Regions from separate parts of the Homo sapiens genome. Here region 2 is linked to region 1. Evidence: read pairs that join two places in POLR2A ChIA-PET (ENCODE). Cell type or tissue: GM12878. All regions are shown on one strand. Links, peaks and the distances in the headings refer to the core of each region. The heading gives the core; the rest is flanking DNA. Region 1 has its middle 92 kb from the start of ZNF217. Region 2 overlaps LOC105372672 (a long non-coding RNA gene).

Region 1 (5,377 bases), core at 291-5,290:
ATGATCTCCTGACCTCGTGATCCGCCCGCCTCAGCCTCCCAAAGTGCTGGGATTACAGGCGTGAGCCACCGCGCCCGGCCTGTAGAAACAGTCTTGATATGTTGACCAGGCTGGTTTGGTACTCTTGGCTTCAAGCCAATTTTCCCACCTCAGCCTCCCAAAGTGCTGGGATTATATGTGTGAGCCACCACACCCAACAGTTATAAGTGATCTTGATTTGCAATCAGACAGATCTAGTTTTATAATCAGCACCACCATTCAATAGCTGTGTGTCCTTGGACAAGTTACTTAATCTCTCTGGGTGTTTCTCATGAGTAATACATGGATAATAATATCATCTCCTTGCATGTTTCTCTGGATTAAATGAGACAATCTAGGCTGGGTATGGTGGCCCATGCCTTTAATCCTAGCACTCTGGGAGGCCAAGGTGGGAGAATCACTGAGCCCAGGAGTTCAAGACCAGCCTGGGCAACGTAGTGAGATCCCGTCTCTATTTTTTAAAGTAGAAAAAAAATTCAGAGAATCTAGAGGTTCTTAGCATAGAACCTCAATAAATGTTTAAAATAAAGCAATAATTGTTTAAACTGGTTTTCATCAGCTCAATATTTACAGCGCCTGTTGCAGAGCCTAGCACTTTTAAATACTGGGTGTTTAAAAAGAAACTTGGGTATTTATTTTCATGTTTAGGCTGAAATACATGAATACATATCATGCAATCAGGCTCAATTATAATATTTAGTTTTTTCTTTTTTTCCCATCCCCACACCCCTATATTTAGATTTTTTAAATACAGTGTATTAATAAATTACTCATGAAAGGAAACCAGCTTGTCCCAAAATTATATAGGAAATAATGCATATCCTACAAAATAATAAACCAGTTCATTTCTTTTGGAAGGAAAGAAGGAAGGGAGGAAGGAAAGAAGGGCGGGAGGGAAGAAGAGAAGTCCACAGGGTTTTCCCACAGAAAGAAAAAGAAATCTCACAAATCGGCATAATGAGAAAGATCAAAAACTCCATAGGCAATAGTATGAAATGACAAGTATAATTTCAGTTCTAATATTACCATAATATGGTTTTCAAAGAACTTCATTCCTTTTTAATCAAATAATTATGGGAATAATATACCAGTTGGCACAGAAAACTGTAAAAGTATTTTATTAGAGAAGACTAATTAGAAAATCTAGCATTTCTTTTAGCATCTAAAGGCCCCACAGTTTGGGAGGTTTTATTTAGTGCGAAGAGAAAAAACTTTCAGTTCTCTTTTGAGTTAGCAATCCATATTATTTTTATTTTATTTATTTATTTTTTTTGAGATAGAGTTTCGCTCCTCGCCCAGGCTGCAGTGCAATGGCACGATCTCAGCTCACTGCAACCTCCGCCTTCTGGGTTTAAGTGATTCTCCTTTCTCAGCCTCCTGAGTAGCTGGGATTACAGGCGTGCACCACTACGCCTGGCTAATTTTTTTGTGTTTTTAGTAGAGATGGAGTTTCACCATGTTGGAGGCTGGTCTCAAACTCCTGACCTCAGGTGATCCACCCGCCTCAGCCTCCCAAAGTGCTGGGATTACAGGCGTGAGCCACCACACCCAGCCATATTATTATTATTATTATTATTATATATTTTTTGAGACAGAGTTTTGCTCTTGTTGCCCAGGTTGGAGTACAGTGGCACAATCTCGGCTCACTGCAACCTCCACCTCCTGGATTCAAGCGATTCTCCTGCCTCAGCCTCCCGAGTAGCTGGGATTACAGGCGCCCGCCACCATGCCCAGCTAATTTTTTGTATTTTTTTAATATAGACGAGGTTTCACCAACCAGGCTGGTCTCAAACTCCTGACCTCAGGCTATCCACCCACCTTGGCCTCCCAAAGTGCTAGGAATACAGGCGTGAGCCACGGTGCCCAGGCTGGGCCATATTATTTTTATTTATTTATTTATATTTTTTGAGACGGAGTCTAGCTTTGTTGCCAGGCTGGAGTGCAGTAACACAATCTCAGCTCACTGCAACCTCTGCCTCCTGGGTTCATGCGATTCTCCTGCCTCAGCCTCCCGAGTAGCTTGGGATTACAGGCACGCACCACCACACCCAGCCAATTTTTGTATTTTTTTTTTTTCAGTAGAGACAGGGTTTCACTATGTTACCCAGATGATCTCGATCTCCTGACCTCGTGATCCACCCACCTCAGCCTCCCAAAGTGCTGGGATTACAGGCATGAGCCACTGAGCCCGGCCTGTTTTTAAACAATCACAATTCAGCAGCCCATGGTTACTCAGATTGTGAACTGCCTTAGGGCTGAGTAGCTGGTAAAGGTGAAATCCACGTTTCTGAATTCTGACCTGGTAAACCAGCTTCCTCAGACCTTGTAATGAATAAGATGGGTGCCCCCAGCTGCAGGTGAAGTGACAGTTTCTTCCACCCACAGGCCACTTGCTCCCCGCTGTGAGGAACCACAGGCCACACTCTCCTCCCTACCCCCACCAGACACATATCAAGCCATCTTTGGTAGCTGTAAGAACTTTCTGCAGACCCAGTCTGGCTCAGTTCTGGGGACTCTAATCACGTTCAGTATTATTCAGAGTTGGATTCTGACATGATCAGTAGACGAATCAAGATCAAAATACTTTCTAAATTAGTACTAAAATACTCAATATAATAACCCAGTGTTTTCAGAAAGAAATCTGCACAGCTGGGGCTCAACTTTTTCTTGTTTTGTTGTTGTTGTTGCTTGTTTTGTTTTGTTTTTTGGCTCTTGTTTGTTTAAAATAGATGGAGAATGTATGCAAATAGGCAAAATTGTAAACTTCTTGGTCATAAGTAAGGCCCTCTAATTACTAAGCAACACTAGACATTTCAAGAATTGACTGCATTTACAGAATGCTTTCCTCATCTGTAAAATGTGGGTAAAATTAGAACCTGCCACACCGGGTCATTGTGAAGGTTAAATGAATTAATACCTGCTCAATAAATATTATTTTTTCAAGTGTTCAGTCCTCCCAGGGGGTGGTCTCTCTTAGGTGTCACAATGTCTAATAAGGGCCAGCTACATAATTTGTAAGGTCCAGTGCAAAATGAAAACACATGGCTTCTTGTTCAAAAAGTTATTAAAAATTTCAAAGTGGCAGGGTGCAGTAGTGCATGCGCGCAGTCCCAGCACTTTGGGAGGCTGAGGAGGGAAGACTGCTTGAGCCCAGACATTCGAGACGGGCTGCTTCCGAGCACAGAGCCCTAAGCAACTGCTGCCCAAGACATACACCCATGAAGCTGGCCCTGTGTCTAGCAATTCCGTAACTTAGGGTTGAGAATACTGAGGACCATACATTTACTCACTTAGCGTAGACATTAAACGAACAACACTTCACTAAGTCTCCTGAACAAGTCACCCAATCCTGTGAACCTATGGGTGATAAAATATGGGGATTATGCTGTAAAACCAAGTGCCCTTATCTTGGAAGTCTAGGGAATCCATAAATAAACTTGGAGAATATTAATGAAACCCCTGTAATTGTGCACCTAATCTGTTTGTGTGTCTTTTCCTGGGGAAATGCTCCATGAAGAATCCGTGAATCCAAACACAGGGAGTTGGAAGTGCTCTACCAGCCTTTACATTCCTAAAATCGACCGAGGGAGGGGACTCACGCCTGTAATTCCAGCACTTGGGGAGGCTGAGGCGGGATGATCACTTGAGCTCAGGAGTTTGAGACCAGCCTGGATACCATAGTGAGACCCCCGTCTCTACCAAAAATACAAAAAATTAGCCAGGTGTGGTGGCACGTGCCTGTAGTCCCAGCTACTCAGGAGGCTGAGGTGGGAGATGTCTTGAGCCTGGGAAGCGGGGGTTGCAATGAGCCGAGATTGTGCCTGCACTCTAGCCTGGGTGATCCAGCAAGGCCCTGCCTCCAAAAAAAAAAAAATCGTATATATTTATTTATTTATTTATTTTTGAGTCAGGGTCTCTCTCTGTCACCCAGGTTGGAGTGCAGTGGTGTGATCTTGGCTCACTGCAACCTCCACCTCTTCTGCCTCAGCCTCCCAAGTAGCTGGGATTACAGGCGCCCACCACCACACCCCGCTAATTTTTGTATTTTTAGTAGACACAGGGCTTCACCATGTTGGCCAGGCTGGTCTTGAACTCCTGACCTCAGGTGATCCACCCACCTTGGCCTCTCAAAGTGCTGGGATTACAGGCGTGAGCCACCATGCCCGGCCCAAGAAAAACCTTATGTGAATTCCAAAGATCTTCTGTAGGCCAGGGTTGAAAAAAGATAAATCAGTCAATCAATCAATCAGTTAATCCCTAAGATCAGCCGGGCACGGTGGCTCATGCCTGTAATCCCAGCACTTTGGGAGGCCAAGGCAGGCAGATCACGAGGACAGGAGATCGAGACCATCCTGGCCAACACGGTAAAACCCCGTCTCTACTAAAAATACAAAAAATTAGCTGGGCGTGGTGGTGGGCGACTGTAGTCCCAGCTACTCGGGAGGCTGAGGCAGGAGAATGGCCTGAACCCAGGAGACGGAGCTTGCAGTGAGCCGAGATCACGCAACTGCACACCAGCCTGGGCAACAGAGCGAGACTCCGTCTCAAAAAAAAAAAAAAATCCCTAAGATCTTTGTGTTCCCCATTGTTTAGCATAGGTGTTGCATCTAGTGGACAATCAGTAATGCCAGTTAGCAAAGGCAGGTAGGAATGAATGCCAAGTGGGTAGGGAACAAATGGCATTAAGTCCCTCCTTAGTACTGTGGTAAGAAAACAGAAGAAAGAAAAATCGAGTTAAGCATCAAGGCTGCTAACATTCAAATCCCAGCTCCACTGTCACTGCCATGGGAATTTACATGGTCACTTCATATTGTTAAGCCTCTGTTTTCTCATCTGTGAAATGGGAATAATAAATAATGCCTCCTTCACTAAGCTGTTCTGGGGATTAAATAAGCTAATCACTGAGAAGCGTGCTAGGTATACTGTGAGTCTCAACTTCTGTTAGATCTCTTTTTTTTTTTTTTAATTTTTTGAGACGGAGTCTTGCTCTGTCATCCAGGCTGGAATGCAGTGGCTCCATCTTGACTCACTACAACCTCCACCTCCCAGGTTCAAGGGATTCTCATGCCTCAGCCTCCCAAGTAGCTGGAATTACAGGTGTGCACCACCAGGCCCTGCTAATTTTCATTGTTTTTTGTTTGTTTTTTTCCTGCTTTTTTTTTTTTTTTTGAGATAGAGTCTTGCTCTGTCACCCAGGCTGCAGTGCAGTGGCACAATCTCGGCTTACTGCAACCTCTACCTCCCAGGTTCAAGCGATTCTCCTGCCTCAGTCTCCCAAATAGCTGGGATTACAGGTGCACGCCACCATGCCCAGCTAATTTTTGTATTTTTAGTAGAG
Region 2 (5,377 bases), core at 142-5,141, 49 kb after region 1:
CTTGTCTTCCTCCCACAGTCTTCTCAGTTCTGGTAAAGGAGAGTCCAGCATTTATTGGCTTAGGCCAGAAACCTCGGAGTCATCCCTGACTGCTCCCTCATGTATCTAGTCTAGAGCAAATCCTGTCTATTGTACCTTCAACATGGATGTAGAATCCCACTAGATAAATTCCAGCTCCTCTGTCAGCTCCCTGGCTCAACCCCTCATCATTTGTCATCCAGATTATTAGAATGCCTTCATTGCTAGTTTCACTGTTTCCATTCTTGCCCTCCCTTTCACTCTATCTTTCACTCTATTCTTTTTATTTTTTTTGAGATGGAGTCTCACTTTGTTGCCCAGGCTGGAGTGGAGTGGCGTGATCTCGGCTCACTGCAATCTCTGCCTCCCGGATTTGAGGTATTCTCCTGCCTCAGCCTCCCAAGTAGCTGGGATTACAGGCAAACACCACTACACCTGGCTAAGTTTTGTATTTTTAGTAGAGACGGGGTTTTGCCATTTTGGCCAGGCTGATCTCGACCTCAGGTGATCTACCCGCATTGGCCTCCCAAAGTGCTGGGATTACAGATGTGAACCACCGTGCCCAGCCAGTCTATTCTTAAAATAGAGAGATCCTGTTAAAATAAGCCAGACCACATCACCGCTTGCCTCAAAACTGCCATGGCGGGTGGGTGCAGTGGCTCACAGCTATAATCCCGGCACCTTGGGAAGCCAAGGTGAGAGGATCACCTGAGGACAGGAGTTTAAGACCAGCCTGGGCAACGTAGTCAGACACTATCTCTACAAGAAATTTTAAAATTAGCCAGGCATGGTGGCTCATGTCTGTAGTCCCAGCTACTTGGGAGAATGAGGTGGGAGGATCACTTGAGGCCAGGAGGTTGAGGCTGCAGTAAGCTATGATTGCACCACTGTGCTCCAGCCTGGATGACAGAGCAAAACCCTATCTCTCTCTCTCACACACACACACACACACACACACACACACACACACACACACACACCTGCCATGGCTCCCATCTGCCTCAGGCTAGGAGCAAAGACTGTGCGTGATCTGGTCCATCCTTGCTTTCTGACCTCATCCACTCTGCTCCAGTCATAGTGAGTTTCATGCCTTGCCAAGAACACAGCAGACATCCTATTTCAGGGTCTTTGCATTTGCTGTGACATCTGCTAGAATATTCCCCCAGATAAATGCATGACTGGCTCCCTCACCTGCCTCAGGTGTCTCTTCAAATGACATCTTAGGGCAGGAGTCAGCGAATGGTTAAAAACCAGAGAGTAGGCTGGGCGTGGTGGCTCATGCCTATAATCCCAGCACTTTGGGAGGCCAAGGAGGGCGGATCACCTGAGGTCGGGAGATCAAGACCATCCTGGCTAACACGGTGAAACCTCTTCTCTACTAAAAATACAAAAAATTAGCCAGGCCTGGTGGCACATGCCTGTAATCCCAGCTACTCAGGAGGCCGAGGCAGGAGAATCGCTTGAACTTGAGAGGTAGAGGTTGCAGTGAGCCAAGATCGCACCATTGCGCTCCAGCCTGGGCAACAGGAGCGAAACTCCCTCTCAAACAAACAAACAAACAAACAAACAAACCAGAGGGTGGATATTTTAGGTTCTGTGGGCCACAGGGTCTCTGTGGCAGATACTCAACTCTGCCTTTGTCAGGCAAAAGCAACCACAGACAGTAAGTAAACCAATGAGCATAGCTGTGTTCCAATAAAACTTCATTGATACCGGGCACGGTAGCTCACGCCTGTAATCCCGGCACTTTGGGAGGCTGAGGCAGGTGGATTACCTGAGGTCAGGAGTTCAAGACCAGCCTGGCCAACATGGTGAAACCCCATCTCTACTAAAAATAAAAATTAGCCGGGCGTGGTGGCACACCCCTGTAATCCCAGCTACCCGGGAGGCTGAGGCAGGAGAATTGCTTGAGCCCAGGAGGCAGAGGTTGCAGTGAGCCGAGATCATGCCATTGAACTCCAGTCTGGGCAACAGATCGGGACTCAGGGTAAAAAAAAAGAAAAAAAAAAAAAAAAGAAACTTCACTGTGGGCACTGAGATAGAATGTCACATAAGTTACTTTCAGGTGTCAGAAAACATTCTTCCTTTGACTTTTTTCAACTATTTAAAAATGTAAGACAATTCTTAGCTTGCCATTGTACATAAACAGGCAATAGGCTGGATTTGGCCTCAGTCCGTAATTAGTTGACCCCCTGCCTTAGGGAGTACTTCCCTGGCCATGCTCTCAAAAATTACAAACACACACACAATCCCTATTCAACCTATCCCTTTTCCCTTTCCTTTCCTTTCCTTTCCTTTCCTTTCCTTTCCTTTCCTTCCTTTCCTTCCTTTCCTCCTCCTCCTTCTTCTTCTTCCTCTTTTTCTTCTTCTTCTTCCTCTTTTTCTTCTTCTTCTTCCTCTTCTTCTTCTTTTTTTTTTTTGTTTTTGAGACAGGGTCTTGCTCTGTTGCCCAAGCTAGAGGGCAATAGCATGATCATGGCTCACTGCAGACTCAACCTCCTGGGCTCAGGTGATCCTTCCACCTCAGCCTCCCGAGTGGCTGGGACCACAGGCATGTGCCATCAAGCCTGGATAACTTTTTAAAAATTTTTGTAGAGACAAGGTCTTGGTACATTGCCCAGGCTGGTCTCAAACTCCTAGCCTCAAGCAATCTTCCTGTCTCAGCCTACCAAAGTGCTTAAATTGCAGGTATGAGGCACTGTACCTCGCCTTTTCTTTTCTTCCTTTTCATTTCATTTCTTTTCTTTACTCTTCTCTTCTTTCTCTTTTCTTTCTGTGGCCGGCCTTTCCTTTCTTTTCTTTCTTTCTCTCTTTCTTTCTCTTCCTTCCTTCTTTCCTTCCTTCCTTCCTTCCTTCCTTCCTTCCTTCCTTCCTTCCTTCCTTCCTTCCTTCTTCTTTCCTCTCTCTGTCTCACTCTGTCATCCAGGCTGGAGTGCAGTGGCACATTCCTAGCTCACTGCTGCCTCGAACTCCTGGGCTCAAGGGATTCTCCTGCCTTAGCCTGCCCCTGAAGTAGCTGAGAGTACAACTGGGCGCCAACATGTCTGGCTAATTTGTTAATTTTTTTTTCTTTTTTTTTGTGGCCGAGCTCAGTGGCTCAGGCCTGTAATCCCAGCAATTTGGAAGGCCAAGGCGGTGGATCACCTGAGGTCAGGAGTTCGAGACCAGCCTGATCAATATGATGAAACCCCGTCTCTACTAAAAATACAAAAATTAGCCGGGTATAGTGGCATGCACCTGTAATACCAGCTACTAGGGAGGCTGAGACAGGAGAATCGCTTGAACTGGGGAGGCAGAGGTTGCAGTGAGTCCAGATCATACCATTGCACTCCAGCCTGGGCAACAAAAGCGAAACTCTGTCTCAAAAAAAAAAATTTTTTTTTTAAGAAATGGAGTCTTGCTATGTTGTCCAGGCTGCTCTTGAGCTCCAGGCCTCAAGCGATTCTCCCAGTTTGCCCTACCAAAGCATTGGAATTACAGGCAGGAGCCACTGCACCCGGCCCTATCCTTCTTTCTTAACAGCTTATCATCATTTGCCTTTCTCTATATTTAACTTACTGTCTTGTTTATCTTTTTTTTACTGACCCCTCCCAAACCCCTAAGCTGTTACCTCCATGAAGACCAAGGTTTCTGTCTGTTTGCAGTAATGTGTCCTGACGTATCTGGCATATAGTGGGAACTCAACAAAGATCAGTGGCATGAATGGCACTGTGAAGAGAAGAGCCTGGAGGGGAAGTTGGGGTGGAGCTGCAGAGAGTGCTTAGGAGGCTACTGCTGTTGTGATGATCAACTTGATTCTTCAGCCTGGAGCCTTGAGCCTCGTCTCCAAGGGGCAAGGCGGGGAGAGGAAGGTGCTCTTGTTGGGTCCACTGCGCCAGCATCGTGCTTCAGGCTTCACATGTGATGGGCACAGAATACTTTTCAGCTGAGAGCAAATTTAGGCTGGAGAGCAGATGTTTTATGGATGGTGACATCATGTGGTGGGCAGAGAGGCTGTGGTTCTCAGGCCTGGGTCTGCATCAGAATAACTTAAGGGAATCTTCCAGAAAGAAATTAAGTCTCTCAGGTTGCATGCCACACTTTCCAGAATCAGAATCCCTTCAGAGTCAGACAGCTGACAGATAAAATCCACCTCTACCCAAGACCGACCATATGAACTCGGGCAAGTTACTTCATATTTCTGAATGTTTACTGCAGCCAGGCACGGTGGCTCACGCCTGTAATCCCAGCACTTTGGGAGGCTGAGGAAGGTGGATCACCTTAGGTCAGGAGTTCGAGACCAGTCTGGCCAACATGGTGAAACTCCCATCTCTACCAAAAACACAAAAATTAGCCAGGCATGGTGGCACATGCCTGCAATCCCAGCTACTCGGGTGGCTGAGGTAGGAGAATCACTTCAACCTGGGAGGCAGAGGTTGCAGTGAGCCGAGATTGCACCACTGCACTCCACCTGGAAAACAGAGTGAGACTCCATCTCAAATAAATAAATAAATAAATAAATAAATAAATAAATAAATACTGCAGAGCATAGATGGTAAATACCTCATAAACTTGCCCTGAGGGTTCTATGAGTTCATGTAAATTAATCTCTCAACACAGTATTTGCCATACGATTGCAGTAAACACCAACTATTTTTTATTTTTCAGGAGAAAGGCATGCTCACTGTGAAAAAAAGAAATAAAATTTAGATCAGCAAAAATAAGGTCACTCTACTTCCCCAAAATAACTACCGATAACGTGCTGGTGTACATCCTTCTAGATTCCACTCACTCTGTGTGCTTTCTAACACAATACCGAGAATCAGGTTGCCTGTCATCTTCAACTGCTCCCAAGAATCAACCCTGCATCTAATCAGGCCTCCAGGTCTAACTCCTGGTTTACAGGAAGTACAGAGAATGGAGAAACAGGTTCAATAACACCAGGGAGTTGGAAATCACCAGAGTTTAAAACGTGGGGAACTTTTACAGACATGTGTCCAGGTTTCTTTAACACGTAAAAAGGAAAAATAGCATTTTGGGAGGCTGAGGCGGGAGGGTCATTTGAGCCCAGGAGTTTGAGACCAGCTCTGGCAATATAGCACGACCCAGTATCTAACAAAAAATAAATAAAAACATGACCTGGTGCGGCGGCTCATGCCTGTAAGCCCAGCACTTTGGAAGGCCGAGGCGGGTGGATCACTTGAGGTCGGGAGTTTGAGACCAGCCTGGCCAACATGGTGAAACCCCGTCTCTACTAAAAATACAAAAATTAGTAGGGAGTGGTGGCGGGCATCTGTAATCCCAGCTACTAGGGAGGCTGAGGTAGGAGAATCGCTTGAACCTGGGATAAGGAGGTTGCAGTGAGCTGAGATTCCACCCC

The links. ChIA-PET counts read pairs that join two places held together with the same protein. Peaks named below come from ENCODE experiments on the same cell type or tissue, not always from the same donor. Only the 100,000 strongest peaks of a DNase experiment are listed, where the experiment ranks them.
Region 2: POLR2A ChIA-PET joins it to region 1 with 9 read pairs; 15 of 35 experiments call an interaction of 5 or more read pairs at or near these places.

Annotation. Positions count from the first base shown.
Region 1 is chr20:53,683,185-53,688,561 of GRCh38, reverse strand. No RefSeq gene overlaps it. Among named protein-coding and RNA genes, the nearest start is that of ZNF217, 92 kb to the right of the region's middle. In GM12878, for the core only: no CTCF peak of the experiment used is centred there; a DNase peak (open chromatin) is centred at 2,421; H3K27ac peaks cover 1,208 bases.
Region 2 is chr20:53,633,834-53,639,210 of GRCh38, reverse strand. LOC105372672 (a long non-coding RNA gene) reads right to left here. Exons shown (of 3, transcript NR_134576.1): 3 at 4,621-4,681. Among named protein-coding and RNA genes, the nearest start is that of ZNF217, 43 kb to the right of the region's middle. In GM12878, for the core only: no CTCF peak of the experiment used is centred there; no DNase peak of the experiment used is centred there.